Linked DNA regions of Homo sapiens: region 2 is linked to region 1. The links are chromatin loops, found by intact Hi-C in ENCODE. Cell type or tissue: heart right ventricle. All regions are shown on one strand. Each heading gives the region's core, and the rest is flanking DNA. Links, peaks and the distances in the headings are about the cores only. Region 1 has its middle 120 kb from the start of NEBL. Region 2 overlaps NEBL (nebulette).

What was found. Peaks named below come from ENCODE experiments on the same cell type or tissue, not always from the same donor. Only the 100,000 strongest peaks of a DNase experiment are listed, where the experiment ranks them.
Region 2: a loop joins it to region 1, with 2.5 times the contacts of the local background. A loop is called at or near these places in 7 of 110 quality-filtered maps.

Annotation. Positions count from the first base shown.
Region 1 is chr10:21,019,364-21,022,282 of GRCh38, forward strand. It overlaps a transcript of NEBL not described here. Among named protein-coding and RNA genes, the nearest start is that of NEBL, 120 kb to the left of the region's middle. RefSeq lists an enhancer at 1,269-1,428. In heart right ventricle, for the core only: a CTCF peak has its summit at 1,418 (motif pointing left); no DNase peak of the experiment used is centred there.
Region 2 is chr10:20,890,570-20,893,488 of GRCh38, forward strand. All of the region lies in intron 2 of NEBL (nebulette), which reads right to left. Among named protein-coding and RNA genes, the nearest start is that of NEBL, 5.3 kb to the right of the region's middle. In heart right ventricle, for the core only: no CTCF peak of the experiment used is centred there; a DNase peak (open chromatin) is centred at 1,622; H3K4me3 peaks cover 2,500 bases; H3K27ac peaks cover 2,500 bases.

The DNA of each region.
Region 1 (2,919 bases), core at 331-2,830:
CCTCCCCTGCCTCCACCTTCCTTCTCCCCTCTTCCGTCCTTACTTCACCACTGACCAATGGATTGCAATGTAGTTGCTCCGTGTCTTACTATGGGGTGCCAGGAAAGACAGCTTCTTTGAAAGAGAGCACCCCATATTTACTAAAAGATCAAGTGTCCCTGCAGAAAACGCTGCCACTCACAACCCTAGTCTTAACTGATGTGTTTCACCATATTGAAGGCAAGTTGCCATCTAACATGGTTGACCGGGAGCCAATTGTGGTGTTCTCATCTTTGTTCATGCTGTCAATGTGACATATGAAAGAAATATGAACAAAGTGACAGGAGGAAAACAAAGCCCTTGGCTGGTGTGAGATACACAGACGGGGTGTTAGCCGCACACACACTGCAACTGGGTCAAGTTAACACCTTGTTTTTCCCCACATATGCGGTGTGGAAAAGCTATTTGTAAAATGTGTTTAAATATTTAGGACCAAATAAGTCAAGATTGTTGGGAAACATTGACTCTGACCGGAACTCATTTACTTGCCCTAGTCCAACGTGAATAACAAAACTGAGAATATCAGGACAATTCAAGACCGGGAACAGTACAGATGTTCAACACTTTCACCCGGAATTCCCACACAGGCCTGCTTTCAGCCTCCACACCGGCTGGTGACCCAGCAGGAACAGTACGAAGACAAGAATCTCAGAAGAGCAGCCTTGTGAAAAATCTTTAGGGCCAAGGGAACAAAACAAATCTTCTAGAAGTTACCTGACTCTGCAATTCACTTTGCTGCTTCAGGCGAAGATTTTCAGGTGTATCTGCCACCGTGGTGAAGGACTGCTTCGGGTAGTGTCTGTGGGGAAATTTTTTAAAAGGACATAATTAAAATATTGTGCTACAAAACAACACTTTCACACCCATTGTTTTGCACATCCCCCCTTTTCCCAACCCCATCACAGTGGAAGAGGGACCTGAGCTTGGCTAAGGTCATCTCTCTGTCATTATTCCAGACCTCATCCCATTCTCATGGCTCTGTCGCCCAGACATCCTCACTCTCTCCCACAGCTTAACCTTGACTTCTCTTTTCTAAGCGCATCTTCACCCATGCTCAAGGTTCTCCTAACCTCCACCGTTCCTGCACCCCACACACCCTTCCAGCATGTGTGCCAAATCATCCATCCTCCAACCAAACTTCCTGACAAAGAAGCCTCACCTCACAGTGCCTGCCCATCTCCTCTCCGACTCATTCCCCAACTCTATGACTGGCTTCTGGCTTCCGTTTCTAGAAGTTTCTCTTGCCCGTTATAATGACTTTCTGTGGACACAACCAACAGACATCTTGTAGTCCTCCTCTTGGGCGGCCTCCCTCCATCTTGAAATGTCGTCTCCCCGGGTTTACACACACCCCTGGCTCAGCTGCTCCCTCTAGTGGTTCCTTCCCTGTCTCCTGCAGGCTCCCCTAAGTCTGTGTATCTCCCCACTCAAGGTCCTCACCTGGGATCTCTTCTCTTCTCAGTCTACACCATCACCTGGGGATCACATCATTCCCACAGCTTTGGGGCCTCTCTGTGAGCTGACTACTCCGAAGTCTGAGTTTCAGATCCAATAGCATTTCCATTTGCAGATTCCATACCCAGCACAACTCCACCAGTCCAAAACACAGCTGTTCATCACCCCACCCCTCCATAACACAAGTTCCTCCCCTGGATCTTCTTTTTCATTTATTATATTAGTGCCCCGTAGCCCAAGTCAGAAAGCTGGGAGTAATCTAGATTCCTCACACATCCAATCACTCGTTCACCAAATCTATTGATCTTGTCTGCAAATATATCTCAACTATTTACTTATATAAATGTATATATGTGTATATGTCTCCATCTTGACTCCATTTTTTAATTGTCGGCCACATTTATCGTTTAGGTGACTACAGCACTAGCCAGTCTTGCCCTTCCCATCTGAGAACAAATGTTCTCAAATGCAAATCTGATCACGTCACTCCCCTGAGTAAAACCTTTCAACGGCTTCCAGTTGATCTTGGAATAAAGTCTGGCCTCCTGTCTGCCAAGGCCCCCATGGCCAGGCCTCTGCAGACTTCTCACTGTGAAAACTGCATGCTCTTGCTGCAGGGATCACTTCAGTCCCCTGAGTTCCCCCTTCTCGTTCCCACTGCTCCCCTGACACGTTATTCCCCTTTCCTGGAAAACCCATCCCTCTTCCCATCCTACTGCCCATTTTTTATAAACTGTGTTTATTTTTCAGGTCTTGCCTTAGATGTCACTTTCTCCAGGAAGCTCTCCTGGCCTCCCAAGTTTGGGTCAGGAATGGCCCCTGGATGGACTTTTCTGCCCCTGTGCTAATGCTTATCTTGCTCATGGCTTTTCCTATTGGCAGGCCTCTGCCTCACAGTACAACGAAAGTTCTGTGGTAGCAATAGTGGGCTGTCTTGTGCCTTGCTGGGGTGCATTCCTGCCTATATCGCTAGCACCTGCTAGTGTCTGCCTCTTAGTGTGACCTCAGTAAATACTTGTGGACAGAAGAAACGAAGGGATGGAGGGAGCAGAACAACCACACAAGGAGCCCATGCCTTGGCTACAGTCAAACTTCAGCGTGTCCTATAAGGCATGTCGTCGCATTTGTGCAAACATTCAGCGGCCTCTTATGTTCACAGATGACTCCCCTGGTGGTGAGGAGATGGCATTTCCTCCCTGTGTGCAGGTAAAGACTCAAACACTGATTCAGAGCTGCTGTCCCATCTACTCACTGCTCCCATGTTCGGCTGGCGCTGAGGAGACACCTTTAGCTGCTGTGACCCCATGGTCACAAAAGCCACAGAGCTCAGAGCTGCTCCTCAAAGAACATCCTCCCTGTTTGCTTCTTTCTAGCCCCTCTCCTTTCTGGTATCCACGTGTGTCTCTTCCTGTGGCTTCTCTAACA
Region 2 (2,919 bases), core at 149-2,648, 130 kb before region 1:
GCCCAGAAAGCTTGCTATGTGGTGGAGATCATTCCAGAAGGCCTTCTTGCTGGAGATCAGCAAGACAAAGCCCAGTGAGGCTTAGCTAAACCTGCTCATCTCTTCTCTGCAACTCACAAGTCAAATGACTCACTCTCTTCCCCTTTGGGGATAGGCCAGAATTGTTATGCCGGGGGAAGACCCGGGTGGATATTTGAGCCCAAAAGAAGTCAGGAAATGTGGAGAAGGACCTAAAGTATAATCACACTGTCACACTAATTGCTGCACAATCTGGAAACTGGGAAGGCAAAACTATGACTCATTGAGAAGATGCAGGTAATTTGCTAAAAGTTGTATCACTCTGTAATATGCTCGTGTTTATCCTCCCAAGACCATAAATACTTAAACTGAAAAAGTGTTCCTGTTTCAGATGATAAATTATATGTTCTCCCTAATTATAACCCAAAAGTGGAGCTGAATTGTATATACTACCTGGTTCTTAGAGGATGTGAATAATATTGATGTTATACACTAATGGTACATGGAGATTTTCCCATATGCAAGCCTGATTTGACGGGCATTACTTAACCTGTGGTAGAACTAGATACAGATTAAGTGAAGTTATTTCAAAATCCCATATTTCACTGCTGTGACTCTTGGATATCAGATGCCTACCACATTAAACATTTGCTTTATTCATGAAATCAACACGAGAACATATTTATCTTATCTGAGCACTAAATTACTTTTTTTTCTTCTCAGAGATTAGCCATAATTTTAGGTTCCTGCAAATCACCCTCCTCAGCCACTAGTAATTAAACTGTTAATGGCAGTATGATAAATAGTAGGCTATTTTGATCATATGGAGAAAAAAGTATCTCCGTTATATAATTAAGTGTGAGAGAAAATAGCCTATCATTAGGCTTAAGTTTGACTCATTATTTTTATCTTTTGCCACCATCTATTCCCCATCACATTCACATTCTTCACTGCAGTGGTATGTGCTTGTGGCTACAGCCTCCTGATAAAGTCTGACACATGCAGAACGTTCAGGACAGGAGGACTGGATAAGGGTGAGGTATTTACTTCTTCTGTTAGGCAGACAAATAGCTCAGTCTTAATTGTAGACTCTATTTTTTTTTCTTGGGTCTTTATTAAAAAGATACACATATTTGTATATTTTAAATGAAGGTGTATTTAAAATTTAAGATCCTTTACAATTGTACAATTCAAGAGAAATTGTACAATTTGTTAGAAGTCACACACAATCATGTGTGATTTCAAGTGAATTGTGCAATATGAATGACAATAAGCAAAGAATGTTAGATTTTTAAATACATAAGGAATATTTATATAAATATTAGATACATATTAGTAGCCTTCCTACACCAAGATAACAGGAAATGATCATTGAAAGGGAACTATATTGGTCAATGAAACAAATCTTAGGTAAAATAAAAATCACTGAATAGATTGCTATATTTTATTACAGCCATGTCTACATCTTACAATTTCGGGTTGACACCATCTATTGGATAGACTGGCCACTCCCATTATCTCCTATTAAAAGAGCCCAGATGGATTAATGAGAGCAGCCAGGCTCCTGCCCAGCCCCAGAGGACAAGCTGATCTAAACCAGGCATGGTCATGCCATCCAGTGTTTGGCCTGGGGAGCCACACTCTCTGTGACTTTAGTGGAAATCTTCCCAGAAGTGCTTCTAGTGTTTCTGGTACAAAGGGAGAGATGCTGCACAACCCTGTGACATTCTGTCTTCCACATTTTTCTTTCTCAATCAAAGGGAAGGCAGCAGCAATGATGTCATTACCAAGGAATAAGCCACCATACTAATGACGACAGAATAGAAGGAAAGGAGCCTGGGAGACTGATAACACCCATAGTACCCAGCCTGAACTACCTACCTCCGGGCTTTATATGTGGAGGCTGGGGAAACAAAAACCTACTTGTTAAGCCATTGTGTTAGAGTTTTCCTGTTTTTACAGTCATCTGCACTCCTACCGAATACACAACCCAACACCAAAAGACAAAAAGGGCAAAATTGATGACTTTATGATCATTAAGATGTCCCAAACATTGACCTTCTCTTTTGCCCTCACCCACAAATCCCACGTCTCCATTACAATTAGGATGAATTTAGTGCAGGGTCGCTTCCTCCTCCTGGCCAAGTTTGTTTGAATGAGTATGAGATTAGCTAAAGGCTGAAATCGGATGACAGACATGGAGATGTTTGCGGATCTTTCCTTTCACAAGAATTCTTAACTGAAAGTATCTGGAAAGGCTCTTCACAAGTGAAATCATACAAGTTAAATTCAATACACCCTGGAAGGAAAAACAATGGCTCCATCATTATTTAACTGGGCTGGACATAGCTAAGATCACTCTCCCAGGTTTTCTGATACCATCTAAGCTTTCTCTGGAGGAGTAACCACAGAATTTAATGTTTTTGGCATTGAAAGGATTTACCCACAACAACGTTCATTTGCCTGGAAAATATTCTTCCTGCTGCCATGCAGATGAACACCCTAAACAGCCTTGAACTAAACACTGAGAGGCTGCATGCAGATGTGGTCCACCTGCTCTGCAGAAGGCTCTTTCTGCCTAATCTACAAGAAACATACAAAAGATTCCCTTTTGCCCAATCTTTTTTATGACTCCCCATCAGAAGACTACTAGATCCAGGATTCTGAATGCTCAATAGAGAGGATAGGTTTAACTTATTCAAGGGATTGATTAGATAATGTTAGGTTAGACTAACAGGAATAAATATGACAGAGAGAATATCTGTGAAAATATATCTGAGAAAATAATAGTATTATGTGATTAACAGAAAAATAAAAGAGGCTGCCTCAGAAGACCAGCTGTTCTTCAAGACTGGGAAGTGAGTTGTGCAAAGAGGAACCCCATAATGTGGGTAGAGCAAG